2 separate regions of the Homo sapiens genome follow, and region 1 is linked to region 2. Evidence: chromatin contacts called from ENCODE Hi-C or POLR2A ChIA-PET data. All regions are on one chromosome and are shown on one strand. The core of a region is the stretch at or near the end of the contact, and the rest is flanking DNA. Distances in the headings are between cores, read along the strand shown.

Region 1 (2,868 bases), core at 290-2,789, 120 kb before region 2:
TGAGGAAGGAGGATTACTTGAGCCCACGAATTAGAGACAACCGTGAGCTATGATCATGTCACTGCACTCCAGCCTGGGCAACAAAGCAAGAACCCATCTCAGAAAGAAAAAAAAAAAAATAAAAGCTAAACATGCAACTACCATATGACCTAATACTTAACTGTTCTCGGAATTAGCCAACAGAAATGAGAACTTAGTTCACACGAAAGCCCGTAGACAAGTGTTTATAGCTGATTTATGCATAATAGTCCCAAACTGGACACAACCCCAATGCCCTTCAGTGTGTGAATGTCCAGAGCAGCCTGGGGACTGACACTGCCACGCTCTTACTTGGAATGTGTGTAGCTTTCCAGAGAATGAGTTAAGGTGTGTGTTGAGGGGCTGGGAGCGAGCAGTGCTGGCACACCAGCAGAACTGAGGAGTTCAGTCTAGAGTTGGTACATCTTGAGCTGAATCTCTAAGGCCTTCAGTTTCCTAGATCTGCTTCCCTCGGAAGCACTTAGGAAACAGGGCCTCCCTCCACAGGACAGCCCCCCGGGTCTGCAAAGGGGCATGTGTTTCCTCCTTAGGCACGGATGTGCCTTGTCCTCTCTTCTCCCACACTTAGAGTAACCTGTGAATAATTTGATGGGTGAAATAACCCACTGTCTGGGACACCATTTTTGGTGTGGCTTTATGGGTGCCTATGTACCGTGTATATGTATGTAACATGTAACCCTGCTCAAAAAGGTTAGAACTCACCCAGTCAGCTAGCGACTCCAGAATAATCAGATACATGTTCCCCCAAGGTACCACAAGATGGCAGCACATGCACACAGCATTTCAAGCTCCTGCACACTGAGATGACAGCAATTAATCTGCCCTCTAATAATGCCTCTGCCATCCTGGAAAGCCCTACACTTAAACGGTCATGATGCCTGTTTCTATGATGATGTGTTGCAAACACACGCAGCATTTCTGAGGTAGATGAAGAGATTCAAAGGGTAACAGGAGATTATGTAGTTCAGAATTCTTCACCTTTTTTTAAAAAAAATATTTATTTATTTATTTATTTATTTTTAATAGAGACAGGGTCTCACTATGTTGCCCAGGCTAGTCTTGAATTCCTGGGCTCAAGCGATCCTCCCGCCTCGGCCTCCCAAAGGGCCGGGATCACAGGCGTGAGCCACTGAGTGTGGCCAGAATTCTTCACCTTTTGGTGCAGAGTGTGTATGTCGCACCTGAAGCCAGAAGTCAACGATACTCGATGAAAGGGTTTGTTCAGCGCAGATGACCTACTTGGGTTCATGGCTTGCATGTGTTATAATTGCTGCTGTTTATTTCCTGAAAACTTAGACGATTTGGGGCACATTATCGATGCCTTACAGGCATGGTCGCATTAAACTTTACTGCAGCCATCTGTCATAGTGATTATTATCCTCATTTTACAGATGGGGAAAGAAAGAATTAGACCTTCAGGCACCTTGGTAATGGCACGCACAGCGAGTAGAGGCAGAGAGAACCTGCTTCCCTGACGGCCCACACTCCCCCGGCACACAAGGCTCCCTCTAGGTGGCGCGCGCGTCTCAGCTTCTACTGCGGAAGTCTCGGTTATGTGATTATGTATACGCTCAATCCTACACCAATTGAGAATGGCCCTTAGCTTGGAATTAGTAAGAACAGTAATTAGCAATTTATTGTCAGAAAAAAGTTCATAAGATTATCGGCCGCAGTCTCTTTGCTGCACATCTTTCTCATCTTGACAGGACAGCCACAGGGAATCCAGGTCTTCTCCACCACCCCAGGCTCAGCAGTTCATGCTTACCCACCCAGCTCAGGCACAGATGCGACATTCAGCTTAGCAACATTCAGCTTAGGATCGGGTAAACAGGCAGAGCTTTCTCTCTCTCTTTTTTTTTTTTTTTTGAGGCAGAGTCTCTCTCTTATTGCCCAGGCTGGAGTGTAATGGTGCGATCTCGGCTCACCACAACCTCCATCTCCCGCGTTCAAGCGATTCTCCTGTCTCAGCCTCCCGAGTAGCTGGGATTACAGTTATGCACCACCACACCTGGCTAATTTTGTATTTTTAGTGGAGATGGGGTTTCTCCATGGTCAGGCTGGTCTCGAACTCCAGACCTCAGGTGATCCACCGGCCTCGGCCTCCCAAAGTGCTGGGATTACAAGCATGAGCCACTGCGCCTGGCCTTTTTTTCTTTCTTTCTTTTTAATGTGGAAAATTCCAAATCCTATCAGAGCATATTTGGCATGTGATTTTTTTTTTTTTTTTTTTTTTTTTTGAGACAGGGACTCACTCTGTCGCCCAGGCTGGAGTGCAGTGGCACAATCACGGATCACTGGAGCATCAAACTCCTGGGCTCAAGCGATCCTTCCACCTCAGCCTCCTGATTACCTAAGACTATAGGCAAGCACCACCACAGCCCCTAGTTTTTATTTTTATTTTTTATTTATTTATTTTTTTGTAGAGACAGAGTCTCGCTTTGTTGCCCAGACTGGTCTTGAACTTCTGGCCTCAGGTGACCCTCTGGGCCTCCCAAAGCACTGGGTTTACAAGCATGAGCCACCATGCCAGGCCTAACATCTCTAATTTTTTAAAATTGTTTTTAACATAATGAGACCGAGCTTCACCATGTTGTCTAGACTGTTCTCAAACTCCTGGGCTCAAATGATCCACCCACCTTGGCCTCCCAAAGTGCTAGGGTTACAGGTGTGAGCCACCGTGCCCAGCCAGCATCTCTAATTTTTGACAAGCAGACTTTTGATATGTGATTTACCTAAGTTGTGTAAAGTTATATTCAACGTTATCTGCCTTTTACAAATCAGGAAAACAGGGTATCATTAACTTTCCTAAGTGATATATTCAGGGGGAAA
Region 2 (2,731 bases), core at 72-2,571:
ATCCAATTCATCACAAGTCTTGTTCATTCTGTATCCAAAGCCATTTCAAACTTGTCCACCTCCATTACCACCCCACCTCCTTACCCTCTCCATTACCACCCCATCTCCTTGCCCTATCCAACCCATTCTCTACCCAGAAAATAGGTCTATCTTAAAAAATAAAAATCAGATCACTCACAGTCTATGCAACATCCTTCATTGGATTCCCACTACACTTAGAACTAAATATAAACTTAGGCCTGGCACAGTGGCTTACACCTGTAATCCCAGCACTCTGGGAGGCCAAGGCAGGCCAATCACCTGAGGTCAGGAGTTGGAGACCAGCCTGGCCAACATGGCGAAACCTGTCTCTACTAAAAATACAAAAATTAGCCAGGCATAGTGGCAGGCACCTGTAATCCCAGCTACTTGGGAGGCTGAGGCAGGAGAATCACTTGAACCCAGGAGGCAGAGGTTGGGGTGAGTTGAGATCGCGCCACTGCACTCCAGCCTGGATGACAGAGCAAGACTCCATCTCAAAATAAATAAATAAATAAAAATAAACTTGTAGTGTCCTCTAAACTGCTACAGGACCTGGCTTCTACCCATCCTCCCAAGTGCAAGCTCATTTCATGCCACTCTGTCTTTGGCACACAATGCCAGTCCTGTCCAGCCTAGAGGTCTTTGCTATACTGTTCCTTCATCCTAGAAGCTCTTCCCCTACTCTTCCCATGCTAGCTTTGTCTCTTCCTCTGGGCCTTAGCTTAATTATTGTCCACTAAAGCAGACTTTCTGACCATCCTATCTGAAGTAAGCTTCTTTGTTTCCTTTATTCTCTTTTTAGCTCCTTCTTCCCCTCAGTCCTCACAGTTATTCCCACAGTCATAATGCCAACCCAATTTTTCCACAAATGAGGAAACAGAAAGACTTTTTAGGAACTTGTTAGATTTTAGACAAATCAAACACCACATAAACAACAAACTGCTTCTCTCCTAACTGGGCATCCTGCTGGATATGACCAGTCATACCCAATTCCACCCATATCTAAAAATTGAAAGGCTAACTGAGCATGGGGGTACACACCTATAGTCCCAGCTACTTGGGAGGCTGAGGTGGGAGGATCACTTGAACCTGGGAAGTTGAGGCTGCAGTGAGCCAAGATTGTGCCACTGCACTCCAGCCTGTGTGACAGAGTGAGACTCTGTCTCAAAAAAACCCAACTAGTTTTTAAAAAGTAAATACTGATAAGGTGAATCGGCATCTCAAACCCAAAATGAGGATACTCTTGAGACCCCCTTCAGTGGAAAGTGTGTAATGACCCAGATCCTGTTTTGCTGCAATCTTGGCCCTACATGACACAGCGGCATTCAACCGAACACGTAAAGACGAGAATAACTTTCTCACGAGTCTCATTTCCTGTGTTTTATATTAGAGCTCATTGTTGTTCTCTTTTTATTCCTCCTCTAAGACCAAAGTCCCATGAGATGGACCTTGGTAGAGTGAAAAAGGGTTTGAACTCAACTCAAATGCTATATGAGTGCATGCATGAAACTCCAGAATGGGCTCCAGCACTTTCAAATTTTTTTTCATTGACACTATCCACATGTAGAAAACATACCCTGTAAAGTACAACTTCTCCCTTTTGTTTCTAAGGTGAAAACTTAGGTCATATGCACGGAGCTGACAACAGATCACCCAATAATTATGTGATTGAAGTTGTCACTTATTTGGGTAAAACCTACTCAGGAATTTGAATTCTCTTCTAACAACTTGAACAGCTTCTCTTCTGTTTTGTTAATAAATCACTAAGTATGGCATACAAATCACCAGCAAGTTTTCGGAGAATTAAACTTACTGAAGCTCCTGCTTTCCAGCATTTTTATTTTATTTTATTTTATTTTTTGAGACGAAGTCTCGCTCTGTCGCGCAGGCTGGAGTTCAGTGGCACAATCTCGGCTCACTGCAACCTCTGCCTCCCAGGTTCAAGCAAGTCTCCTGACTCAGCCTCCCTAGTAGCTGGGATTACAGGCACGTGCCACTATGCCCAGCTAATTTTTTTTTTTTTTTTTTTGAAACGGAGTTTCGCTCTTGTTGCCCAGGCTGGAGTGCAATGGCATGATCTCAGCTCACTGCAACCTCCACTTCTTGGGTTCAAGCGATTCTCCTGCTTAGCCTCCCGAGTAGCTGGGAGGCTGAGGCAGGAGAATCGCTTGAGCCCGGGATGAGGAGGTTGCAGTGAGCCGACATGGCGCCACTGCACTCCAGCCCCAGCCTGGGCAACAAGAGTGAAACTCCATCTCAAAAAAAAAAAAAAAGAAAAAGAAAAAGAAAGTGAGTCACTTGATACCACAAAGAATATAGGCTCCTTTGTGAGCTAAAATTTCTAGATCTATAACTCAACAAAGGTGATTTATGACTTTTATAAATGTTGGAGGCCGGGCACAGTGCCTGACACTTGTAATCCAGCAAGTTGGGAAGGCAAGGTGGGCAGATTGCTTGAGCCCAGAAGTTTGAGATCAGCCTGGGCAACATGATGAAACCCCATCTCTACAAAAATAGAAAAATTAGCCAGGTGTGGTGGCATGCACCTGTAGTCCCAGCTACTCAAGACGCAGAGGTGGGGGGATCACCTAAGCCCAGGAAGTCGAGCGAACCGTGATTATGCAACTGCACTCCAGACTGGGTGACAGACTGAGACCCTGTCTCAAAAAAATAATAAAGTTAAATTAAAAATTAAGTGCAGCTGGGTGCG

What was found. Hi-C counts contacts between places; a loop is a spot of excess contacts on that map. ChIA-PET counts read pairs that join two places held with the same protein, here RNA polymerase II (POLR2A). Pooled maps may share reads with other maps.
Region 1: a pooled map shows a loop between it and region 2 (4-fold over the local background). The contact joins two enhancer-like sites. A Hi-C loop is called at or near these places in 1 of 37 single-sample maps with no recorded cell type and 3 of 50 pooled maps. POLR2A ChIA-PET finds 5 or more read pairs at or near these places in 4 of 52 experiments (AG04450, GM12878, MCF 10A and 1 more).

Annotation. Positions count from the first base shown.
Region 1 is chr20:5,528,277-5,531,144 of GRCh38, forward strand. No RefSeq gene overlaps it. Among named protein-coding and RNA genes, the nearest start is that of LINC01729, 20 kb to the left of the region's middle. RefSeq lists enhancers at 584-1,125, 1,765-1,834. Within about 2 kb of position 1,540, at least 2 of the 41 ENCODE cell types and tissues checked have a DNase peak (open chromatin) inside an H3K27ac peak, as active enhancers do.
Region 2 is chr20:5,644,255-5,646,985 of GRCh38, forward strand. No RefSeq gene overlaps it. Among named protein-coding and RNA genes, the nearest start is that of GPCPD1, 35 kb to the left of the region's middle. RefSeq lists an enhancer at 2,689-2,731. Within about 2 kb of position 1,322, at least 9 of the 41 ENCODE cell types and tissues checked have a DNase peak (open chromatin) inside an H3K27ac peak, as active enhancers do.